Regions from separate parts of the Homo sapiens genome. Here region 2 is linked to region 1. Evidence: chromatin contacts called from ENCODE Hi-C or POLR2A ChIA-PET data. All regions are on one chromosome and are shown on one strand. Each heading gives the region's core, a stretch centred on a gene start or an enhancer-like site at or near the end of the contact. The rest is flanking DNA. Distances are from core to core; before and after follow the strand shown. Region 1 overlaps LOC105378802 (a long non-coding RNA gene). Region 2 holds the start of LINC02238 (long intergenic non-protein coding RNA 2238).

The links. A loop is a pair of places that touch in the nucleus more often than their neighbours do. ChIA-PET counts read pairs that join two places held with the same protein, here RNA polymerase II (POLR2A). Pooled maps may share reads with other maps.
Region 2: a map of endothelial cell of umbilical vein shows a loop between it and region 1 (2.2-fold over the local background). The contact joins the promoter of LINC02238 here to the enhancer-like site in region 1. A Hi-C loop is called at or near these places in 2 of 168 maps with a recorded cell type or tissue (Calu3 and endothelial cell of umbilical vein) and 1 of 50 pooled maps. POLR2A ChIA-PET finds 5 or more read pairs at or near these places in 1 of 52 experiments (MCF 10A).

What each region holds. Positions count from the first base shown.
Region 1 is chr1:73,589,744-73,595,701 of GRCh38, reverse strand. It overlaps LOC105378802 (a long non-coding RNA gene), which reads left to right. Exons shown (of 3, transcript XR_001737793.1): 3 at 573-645. Among named protein-coding and RNA genes, the nearest start is that of LINC02238, 82 kb to the left of the region's middle. Within about 2 kb of position 2,166, at least 7 of the 41 ENCODE cell types and tissues checked have a DNase peak (open chromatin) inside an H3K27ac peak, as active enhancers do; they include endothelial cell of umbilical vein, where a contact is called at or near this core.
Region 2 is chr1:73,670,018-73,676,197 of GRCh38, reverse strand. It overlaps LINC02238 (long intergenic non-protein coding RNA 2238), which reads right to left and starts at 1,519. Exons shown (of 4, transcript NR_146300.1): 1 at 1,422-1,519.

The sequences.
Region 1 (5,958 bases), core at 917-3,416:
TAAGGCCACAGAAGTACAGGATCAAAAAGATCTAATGAGTTAGAGACATTGAAAAGGTAAGGGTGTAACCTTGGCCTTCCCTCCATCCACCCTCCAATTCAGTGCTGTTAGATTCGTGTCTCTTGGTCCATGTCTGATGCCCCATGATAAGGCCCAGACCCTATGAGCGCCAGTGGATTTTCTCACTCTAAGGAAGCCACCATTTTCTCCTCCTCAGAGATACGGTTATCAGAAGCCTTGAACAAGTTTCTCCTTAGAACTAGAAAAGAGTTTTAATGATAATGACTAAAGATTAATTTTAAATCAAGTATGAAGTATCCTCCTATTTTGGTTATTCAATTCTATTTATCATCTAAGGGTTGATATTTTAAAACATAGCAAGCTTTGAAGAAGGTGGCATGCACAAAAGTTAACAGAAACTTTCAAGATTTTAAGAAAAAGTATAAATATAATATTTTGAATTCAACAGAGAAGTCATCCATAAAACTAAATGTATTATTTAGTATATTAGATTGAGCACAAATACTTTTCCTTTTTGCTTATATATTGTTCTTTGTTTACTTCATTTTAAGTGGAAAGAATCAGAAGAAAGTAGCATTGAAAAGAACTTGAAATTCTTGTGCACTTTTAAAGTCCCTCTCACAGGTAAATAGTAACTTATTTATAACTTCAAGGTTTTATGATATCAGGCCATAGCAAATTCTTTGTATAAAAATTGAAATGAGACTTAATTACCCTGTTTTTAGGAAGTGAGTAGATTTTTAAATTTAAGTAGTTTATTGTATTGGTGATTTGTGCTTGTGTAGTTTGAGGGAAAGGATAAGCACATCATTTTTTCCTGTCTCTTGAGAGGGACAGGTTTCTAAAACCTGATTTATTTCAAAGATCCTTTGTCATGCTTCTATTGCAGCAAACTATTGAGAACTTCTTTTTAAGACATTAGAGAAAAGTGTTTAAGATGAATCTACTGACAGTCCAAATGCTCACCGAGGTCACCTTTTTCATAATCGATGTTTGAAGAGTCTGATCTATCAACAATTTAATCTAAGTAAATGAATCCTGCTAGTGAATTAATGTGATTTTAACTGGGATTCACTCATTTTCAATAATGTTGCTGCTTTTGTTGTCTAATAATTTAATGTCTCAAATTATGAGAGTTTCAAACTTTGGCAGGCCAGCAGGTGTTTGGGGGGGACATCTCATTTCATTTATGTCAAAGTTTGAAAATGAATCTAAATATGCCAGCCTGGTTATTTCCTGTGGGCTTAACAGAATCTTAAGCAGTATGTTTTCTGCAATTTAAAGGGTAAGAATAATTGTTAATCATTCTTGCTTCTCCTGTTCTTTAAAAAAAATCAAATACTGTTCATACTCCCTGATGATTAAATGTTTAATATCTTTCTCTCTTCCTCTATCTCCCAATTATGACCTCCTTGGAGATTTTGTCACTGTGCTTAACTTATAGATCCATAATAAATGTTTGATGAATAAATGAGTCAATGCATGTGTAAATTAATAGAAAGTTTAGTTTGAAATTATAAAGAATGTATTTCTCCGTGGAAAGAAGGAAGCAAGGAGGGGAAACACACAGTGAAGATATCATTCTTGGGTGTAGTCGCACAATCAGAAGGCAGGGTGAAAGCATGCTTAATCACTGCCCCTGTTTTCATAACATGTTAAGTAGCAGGGTAGAAAACCCACTGCATGTGTCATCATGAGGCCAGGGTTGCAGCTGAAGGTCTTCCACTTAACCATTTGACCTCGTGCACAGCACTTTGATTACTTTAATTTTGATTCCTCATTTAAAAAATAGATCTTTGTATGAAGCCACTTCCATGGACTCAAATGATCCTGAAAGGCACAAACCATTCCGTTTGAACCTTTCAACCCTTTGTTTCCAAATAGCCAGCTGCCCTATATATCTTGTGCCCTGGAAATAGGGTAATGATTTTATTTTAAAACTTTGCAGATGTATTTCCTGAGTATCTGTCTAGAAGCCCTGCAATTCACTCAGGCTTAACGTACAAAGTGGCAGATCTCTCCCTTTAGGCAAACACATTGGCTGCTGTGTTTACAAAACCAGTGAAGGCATATTCCTCTTTCTCTTTTAAAGTTTATTCATGCCTCCATGTGCTCAAGGAGGCATGACTAAGCTGCATGGCATGAGGAAGTCTCCGGAAGTAGAAGTCTTTTAATAGCTATAGAGCCTAGTTCTAGCAAAACAGATTGATTAAAGTGGCACAGCTCTTATAATTTATTTCGTGCATACAAAGGTAAGTTTTACATATTAAAAATGGAACCTTCCCTCTATCAGGCAGCATCCAGGCACATTTTCACATTATTTAGCTGCATAAAGTATTGAACCGAGAATCCGAAGCTGTGGGTTGGGTTTACGTCCCTGACTTGTTTTTTTGACCTTGACTTCGCCCATGACTGACTATGAGGGAAATAAAGCACGACAAAAACTCTATATGCTTAATAATTATCGAGTAGGTACCACTTCCACCTTCATCTAAAAAAAAAAAAGTAAAAAAACCTCCTGCAGTTTCTGAACTCATTTTACTGCTCTAGTAGCTTTTACTCTGACTTCAGCTTCAACAGCCAAAAGGGTAATATTTTTAAAACATCAATTTTATCGTGCTTAAAACTCTGATTACTCTGACACTGCATTGCCTGTGGGAATAACTCCTAACTTCATAGCACACTTTCAAAGCCCTTTACAAATCTTGCCTCAGCCTACCTTGAAGCCGAACAAACATGGGCAGAGCAGGGTCCCTGTCTACCTACCTTATCTCTCACCCTTCTGCTCCTCTGTCAGCGACACTCAGCACTCATTACATTGGTCTATTCTCCATCCAGGAAGCGCATCAAGCACTTTTCTCTGTAGTCTTTCTGTTGATGCTGTTCCTTCAATTCAGAATGTCCTTCTCTTTTTTTTTTAAACCTCATTTTCTACAGGACTACCCAGAAAAACTCTTCCCTGTAAGTTTCTCTAATATTTCTCTTGTTATGCAGAGATACATGCTGTCTTACCCAAATATACACCACCATAAAGGTTTGTATAAAACTACATCATTACATTTACCTCAGATATAAAACTTCTCTTGTTGTTTGTTTTTAACAGACTTGAGACAACGAGAGACAATCATGGTTCCAGCAAAAATATGAATTCCATTGGTACTTTTCAGTTTGAAGTAAACATAATATTAATACTAATATCACCTTTATTGAAAGTTCACTATATACTTGACACTGTGCTAATGATTTGTTTTAGTATGTTTTTTTTTTTTTTTTCTTTGAGACTGAGTTTTGCTCTTGTTAACAGGCTGGAGTGCAATGGCACGGTCTTGGCTCACTGCAACCTCTGCCTCCCAGGTTCCAGTGATTCTCCTGCCTCAGTCTCCCATGTAGCTGGGATTACAGGCACCCAACACCATGCCCGGCTAATTTTTGTATTTTTAGTAGAGATGAGGTTTCGCCATGTTGGCCAGGTTGGTCTCGAACTCCTGACCTCAGGTGATCCACCCCCCTGAACCTCCCAAAGTGCTGGGATTACAGGTGTGAGCCACCGTGCCTGGCCTCTTTTAGTGCTATTTAAATCTATCTATTTTTCTTATCTAAACGTAAGTATTGTCTCAATTTGCAAATGAGGACAATGAAGCTAATAGAAGACAAATTGCTTGAATAAGGTCTCAGAATTAATACATAGCATATCCTGGATTTGAATTCAAGGTTTTTTGGTTTTAATGTATACAACTAAAAGTCCTTCTAGGTCCTCCCTCTTTATCTTAGTCTGTTTATGCTGCTATAACCGAATTCCTAAGACTGAGCAATTTATAAAGAACAGAAATTTATTTCTCACAGCTCTGTACCTGAGAAGTCCAAGACCAAGGAACCAGCAGGTTTGGTGTCTGGTAAGGGCCTGGTCTCTGCTTCCAAGTTGGTGCCTTAGAGGGTAAATTCCCTGGAGGGTAGAAACACTGTTCTTCACATGGCAGAAAAGCAAAAGAGAGTGCGCCCACTCCCACAAGCTCTTTTAGTACTGGTATCACATTTTTCATGATGGTGAAGCCCTTATGATCTAAACACCCTGCATTAAGCCGTGTTTTCCATTACTGTTGCATTGGGGATTAAGTTTCAGCATGAGTTTTGGAGAGAACAAAAACATCCAAGACAAAGCACTCTCTATTCTTCACTCTCTGTATCTAATCTATTGGCAAGTCTTTTTGACATTACCTTTCTAATAGAGTACCAAATACATGTAGTTTTTTCCCTTTCCCCATTTTTGTTCTACCTACCATCATTGTTTTGTTTTCACTATTGTATAATCTCCTCACTGATAGAGCTTTGGATCTTTTCTTCTTACCTGCATACGTAATTTTTTACTCATTCATAGAATCTTTTTAAAAAATACACATGTTCCCATGTCATCCCCTGCTTAAAGCCTTTCAGTAATTTCCTGTTGAGTTTGGCATAAAATTCAAGCCTTGCTATGGCTTGTATAATCTGGCTTCAGCCTTCCTCTCAGGACCTCATGTCATAGGTAAACCCTGAAAGAGTCAGTCCTTGAGGCTAAATTCAGAATAGAAGCAATGGTCATGTACTCACTAAAGGTCACACATAAACCATGTGTTCCCAGAAAACCCACGTGCTCACATAACTTTGGGACTTTCATAGCTGTGTCCTATTTATGCCACCTGAAACAATGGCTGGAAAATATCATTTAGCCTCCTGGACTAGACAATACACTGTGACCTGCTTTGACCAATCACAACCAAACAAATCTGCATTCCTCATTTTCATAGTGAAGGCTGTATCTCCCTGGTTTGCAAATTGTGTACTCAAATAAAATCTCTCCATTTTTAAAAAAGAAAATTATTTTCAGTAGATTCATTGACACATATTAGCTCACTCTTACACAGAACTCTCCAGTTGCACATGCCTTCTGCTTGCTTCTGAAATTCTCCAACACTGCTCTTAGTTAGGTCATTTGCACTTGCTGTGCCTTCTGCTTGCAAAGTTCATCATGCAGATAACTTCATAGCTAGAGTTTACTTGTTATTTAGATCTCGTAGAAGTTTCTCAGGCCTAAAATAAAGAGTCCACAGCTGTCAGAGGCATTTGAACCAGAGTGACTCCATCTTGAATGGGGGCTGGGTAAAATAAGGCTGGAACCTGCTGGACTGCATTTTCAGGAGGTTAGGCATTCTAAGTCACAGGATGAGATAGGAGGTCAGCACAAAATACAGGTCATAAAAACCTTGCTGATAAAACAGTTTGGAGTAAAGAAGCTGCCAAACCAAGATGGCAACAAAACTGACCTCTGGTCATCCTCACTGCTCATTATACGCTAATTATAATGCATTAGCATGCTAAGAAACACTCCCACCAGCACCATGACAGCTTACAAATGCCAAGGAAATGTCAGAAAGTTACCCTATATGGTCTAAAAAGGGGATCCTCCCTCAGTTCCAGGAATTGCCCACCACTTTCCTGGAAAGCTCTTGAATAAATTCACTGCTTGTTTAGCATATAATCAAGAAATAACCATAAAAATGGGCAACCAGCAGCCCTCGGGGCTGCTCTGCCTATAGAGTAGCCATTCTTTATTTTCTTAATAAACTTGCTTTCACTTTACTCTATGGATTTGCCTCTAATTATTTTTTTATATGAGATCTAAGAACCCTCTTTTTGGGTCTGGACCAGGGCCTCTTTTGAGTAACGCAGCCTCCATTACTTTCTGTCATGTTACTATTTTATTATTTTCCTGACAGTAACCACTTTTTAAAACCATCTATTATTTTTGTACTATTTCCCTTATAAAAATAAAATCTCAGGATAACAGCGACTTCGTCAGTATACTTCAACTGTAACACAAACCTAATCAGTGTGCATATTTCAAATTATTTTATGTCATTGATAAGTAGAATTATAGGAAAGTACATGATTGATTTCCAT
Region 2 (6,180 bases), core at 270-2,769, 81 kb before region 1:
TTTCACTTCTTTCTATTCCACTGTTTTAACAGAGCCAATTATGTAGCTTAGAAATACAAATGTACTTTAAGAAATAACTCTTGCCTTAAGAAAAAGAAGGTATTATTTACTTTGAGACACGTGATATTAATATAAATCATTGCTGTGGTGCTAGCATAGGATACATTAAAGTCATTTACATTTGTTTATAAAGCTCCTCCCCTTTACAAAATAACTACTAGTAAATCTCTAAGCAGTAATTAAAGGAATTGAAGGTAGTATTGAAATATTTAATAGTACCCCCAAAATTCGATACTCTATAATTGAGACTTTAACCATTCTTAATAAATGCTCTAATTTGCCAAAAATTTGACTAAACTTTTTATGTGTACTTCATGTAGACATCAAATCTTTACTATTTATACCAAAAAACAAAAATAACAATAACAACAGTAACAAAACATCACACATGCTTACCTAGTATATAATTCTTGTAAGATTTTTCTGCCTTCTTAAGTAAATATTCCAGGATATTAAGATAAAGAAAGATTTAGCATTTTTATGGTCAATATTTTTTCCATGTTGCAGGTAAATTCTAAATATTAAATTTACTTTAGACCCTTAACATTTACTTGGATTTTGATATCATTTAAATACATATATATATAGAATGCTTCTCCTCAATTTATTTTGCAAAACATGGGTATATTTTACACAGCACAGGTATATTTTACTTAGTTTATATGGAGGCTTTGCAAATCTCTTAGTCTTTGCCTGTCTTAATTTTCTCAGTGTGAATGAAAGAAGATATATGTTAAAGATTAGAAATAATTTGAAAATAGTACCTAGAATATATTAAGCACTCAGTAAGTAGTAGCTAAATTTAAAATGGTAAAAATATGTATTTGAAACAGATTTTAGTGATTATATGAATTATAGTAAATTCTTAGAATATATGGCAACAATTTTGATCCTTCCACACACCCACAGTCATTTAGTGATTATGTCAAAATTGGTTTCTCGAGCACGTCCTCAGTACTGTCTGCTTTCTACTTTCACCTGTTGTTATTTAGTCACCACTAGATGGTGTCCTTTTATGTTAGTAGCTTTTAACTCAGTTTTCACCAGGAAAGAGGTTTCATTATTCCTTCCTTCTTTCTTTTCTTCATTCACTCATTTATTTCTTCATTTATTCATTCATCCCATCCATCCATTCATCCATCCATCCATCCATCCCTCCACCCACTCAGCTATCCATCCATTCACTCATGCTACCATTCATTTAATAGAACTTAATTGAAAAACAATCATGTGCTGGGCAGTGAAAATTTAAAAATAAAACAAAACTAAAACCAATTAAAAAAACCTTGGAATTTTACGTTGCCTCTGTCCTTAAAGAGCTCATAGACTATTTAAAGTACTTTTATTCAGAAAGCACTTACTGGGCACATACCTGTGTCATCTTCTGTTCTAGGTATTGTGAGCATAGATGAAGAAAAACAGGGAAAGCATCCTACCCTCTTGGAACTTGTATTGGCATAGAGAACAAGCAAACCAACCAATAGCTGTACAGAAAAAAATAGAAGGTAATTTCATACAAGTGATAAAAGGTAGCTTAGGGGATAGTTACCCCGACTGAACAAAACCTTTTCTCGTGCTCAGAGATACATAACTTATAGAATCCATTTTTATAAATAGGATTTTTTTCAGTGTTTCTGTTTTGATTACACTGCTTGCCATTGTCCCACTGTGCTTTAGTTTGTCCTAAAGCTAAATGTCCAGGAATTATAATTGATTTTTATTTTCAGCTAATTAATACTTCTCTAAAGTAGTTTATTTTGCCAGTTTGGGAAATGAGAACAAATATCTCTCTGGTCTCTTCTCTTTCTTCATAGTATTAGGCTAAAATGGAAATTGGGGCTATTCTTTTTCTTTGTCCACTTGAGTGTGTCTGGTGAAGGAAACCTCCCAGCTGGAATCAGATACTTGTACAGGAAAAGAACTGCTGAATGCCTAAGGCATGTCTGAGCAAGCTTTACTGCCCTATTTATAAGACAACAGGGTGCTTTGCTTAGAAAGCCCAGCTTCTTCTGGGAGCCCACAGGCAAATCTGTTACCAGGCAACAGATTTCTTATGAAAGCCAAATATAAAAGCCTACATCATTAATTAAACAGATAAGAATACAGTCTTCCCACAGTTACTAACCTGCAAACAATATAGTTCTGCATCTAATATGTATCAATCGCCATTTTGGTTTTAAAAGGATGCTATTGTTTTCAGTCATATACAGCGGGTAATTGCTGTGAGGGTAAGAAGGGAAATGGCCTGTATTAAAAGTTCACTTAGTAATTACAGTGAATGAATAATTTTTATCTATTAAAAATACAGTATAGCCATGAGGTCTATATTTAAACTTCAGGAAAGGTGCACATACTGATGTTATCAGTTTAGCATAAGAGGTGTCGTTTCAGTCTTAAGTGACAGGCAGAGGACAGACAGAGAACAAACAAGTCATAATATAATAGACCCAGAGAGAGCCAAAGAAGCAGAAAAAAAATTACACAACCCCAAATCTCAGCAGGTCATAGTCAGTATTTAAATCCCCCAAATCATATAGGAAGGGGGTATTGTACAACTGACCAGTGACCAGACTCACAATGCAGTTTTCATTATAAATATAAAACAGAGGTAATCTGCATTCTATTATTTTCTTAAGCGCTACCAAACCACGACAAATAAGTGTGACAGGTACAGAAAGATAGAAGGACCCAGGATCTAACATTGTACTAAGAGGTGAGTGATAGGTACCGGGAGGTAGGAGGACTCAGGACTAATTTTCCTCCTAATGAAAGATGAGAATAAGCTATTTGTAGGAAGATGTTAGTTTAATAATCTTAGAAAGTATGAGCTGACTTGAATATTAACTCAGAGTATTTGGTGAGAACTGATTCTCCACTTCCAACGGTAATCTCTATAACTGGTTTAAATAGTGATCTCAGTACAGTTTACAGTCCTCTGACAGGTAAGCAGGTGTTCAATAAATACACAAGAATGTTGATTTGGAAAGATATACTTTTATTTTCAAAATAATTTTAGTGATATTCTCCTTTCAAGTGCATAAGACTATGATATACTTGAAGGGGAGAATATAGTTAACCACTCTCTGCATTGCATGTTTGTTTTAATTTGCATGGCAGAGTGTCGTTTTACTTATGAATTTGACAGACGGGTAGAATCATATACATTCTCCATCTATACAACATGCTGCTTGAGCAAATTTTGGTTGAAATTTTTGTCTCTGGAACAATTATTAATGAGAAAATGGCTAGCAATATATGCCTATTTTTAGGAACTATTAATTTCCTATTTTCTAGTTTACGTTCTCCAAGTTGAGGAAAAGGCCTACAAGTCACAGACCTTGAGTATTATAAGCAACTACCACTCTGATTCCTTAAAGAATTCTTCCAGAGCTCAGTCATAATCTGCATCCAGCGTGATGCTAAATGCTTGCCAGTCTGGGGCAAAAGAAAAGTCAAATTCTTCTCTGGAAAGTGTCTCTGGTGCTAGGCCTAGAAAATAGGATGATAACAGCTGAATTGATGTTGCTACAAGTTTCTTTTAAAAAATAAATGATTTAATATTATTTCATGATTAAGTTTGATTTATGCTTCCCAGTAGAAATACCACAAAAACTTTGTTGTGTCCTTTTTTTAGGGTACTTTATCTGGAGGTATGTGATGTCTGTCTGGTAATGTCAATTTTGCTCAATTTGCTTGACTTTTTTCCCCATGTGATTATCAAATTTCTGTTTAAATTCTTGCCCATATCAATTATTACTATGTTGGTTGCAAAGTGTTGCTTATCTAATTCTACAATTTATCCACATTCCTTTCTTCATTGTTAATTAACTACTTTAGTTAGTTGGTTATGCATTTATTTATTATTACCTGTGCTCATGGAGACTTATTCAGTTAATCTAAAGAAGTTATTGAGAAAATTAGAATGTGGGTTATAGATAAGGTAAACATATCAATGTTAAATTAATTTATTTTGAAATACAAAACATACCTTTCTTCCTTGGAAATATATACTACAGTATTAATGGATAAGGTTACACGACGTTTGTAATCTATTCTCAAGCGGCGCAAAAATAAAAAATAAACTTGAACAACTATTTATATATATAGATAAATAAAATGGTCATACATTGACGTGTTTATGTATAAGTGTGATGTATATATATTTATATGAATTATAAAGCAAATGTAGTAAAATAAAAATAGGTGTATCTGAGTGTATGGTATATGGAATTTCTCCCTAATATTTTTTGTGACTTTTCAGTAAACCCAACATTATTTCAAACTGAACAGCTGAAGAAGAAGAATGGCATAATTATTATTGGCGTTTAGTACATATTCAACAACATATTTCCAGTGATACTTGTGGTCTTAGTATAGAATTATGGAAACCATCTCTTGAGCTTATTAAAACTAATGAGGTCATTCTTTTGGTGTTGCTGTTGTTTTTGTTTGTTTATTTTAATTTTGCTTTGTGTTTCCATGTTTGTTTTAAATATGATCACACAGAAGGCTGAGCATGGTGGCTCACACCTGTAATCCCAGCATTTTGGGGGCTGAGGTGGGTGGATCACTTGAGGTCAGGAGTTTGAGACCAGCCTGGCCAACATGGTGAAACCCAGTCTCTACTAATAATACAAAAAATTAGCTGAGCATCTTGGCATGCACCTGTAAGTCCAGTTACTCAGGAGTCTGAGGCAGGAGAATCACTTGAACCTGAGAGGCAGAGGTTGCAGTAAGCCAGGATTGCACCACTGTACTCCAGCTTGGGCAACAGAGTGAAACTGCATCTCAAAAAACAAACAAACAAACAAAAAACCCATAGTCACACAGATGATTTTGTATTAGCCTGTTCTCACACTAATGATAAAGGCATACCTGAAACTGGGTAATTTATAAAGAAAAATAGGTTTAATGTAGTCACAGTTCCACGTAGGTGGGGAGGCCTCACAATCATGGCAGAAAGCAAAAGGCATGTCTTACATGGTGGCAGGTGAAAAGAGAGAGCCGAGTGAAAGGGATTTCCCCTTAATAAAACCATTAGATTTCATGAGATTTATTCACTACCGTGAGAACAACATGAAGGAAACCGCCTCCATGATTCAATTATCTCCCACAGGGTCTCTCTCCCAACAGGTGGGAATTATGAGAGCTACAATTCAAAATGAGATTTGCACGGGCACACAGTCGAACCGTATCAGATTCATTCTGATTATGTTAATAGTAAATATTCAATATTAATGGCTACATTATTGACAAGTTAATTCAGACCTATGTTTTTGTAATGTTTTATTTTAATTTAGAGGGCACGGATTTGGGTTTTTTTTTTTTTTTGAGACCGAGTTTTGCTCTTGTTGCCCAGGCTGGAGTGCAATGGTGCAATCTTGGCTCACTGCAACCTCCACCTCCCAGGTTCAAGTGATTCTCCTGCCTCAGCCTCCCAAGTAGCTGGGATTACAGGTGTGTGCCACCACATCTGGCACAGATTTTTTCTAAGTGTTTTTTATGTGTGATATCTAAGCTAATCCTTCCAAGAACCCAATGACAATGAGTTATATTGTACTATCCTAGCATTTTAAATGAAGAAAATGACTTTCAATACATATTTTTTCAAGGTCACATAACTCTAGTAAAAAAGCCAGCACTGGAATCCAGAGCTATCCGACTTCAAGCCAGTGATCTTTTCAGCACATCAGTGTCTTCTCATAATTAAATTTCTTCTTTGCAATTGTTAATATGCATACTCTATGACCAAAATTGTATGAATGTGATAAGGGAACATTTGAAAAAACAGGTTTTCAATTTCATTTTTTAAATGAACATTTCTCAAGTCCCCAAGATGTGTAGAGCAATATATTCATAGTACCAACTGATCAGCAAATTTATAGTCAGATCATATTTTTTTCCTATCTTTGCCATATGTTCCAAATTCAGAAGTTGACTAGATCATTAAAACACACACTCATATCTCTACTTTGCATGATGAATACACATCATTTTGTTATATTTTATTTGTTATTGTTATAATACTTTAATTTCCAGCTGGAGGTGAGGAAGAGAAATACAGACAAATATCACCACTCATCGCCTCCTACTCCACAGCCCCTCATGGTATAACAAAAT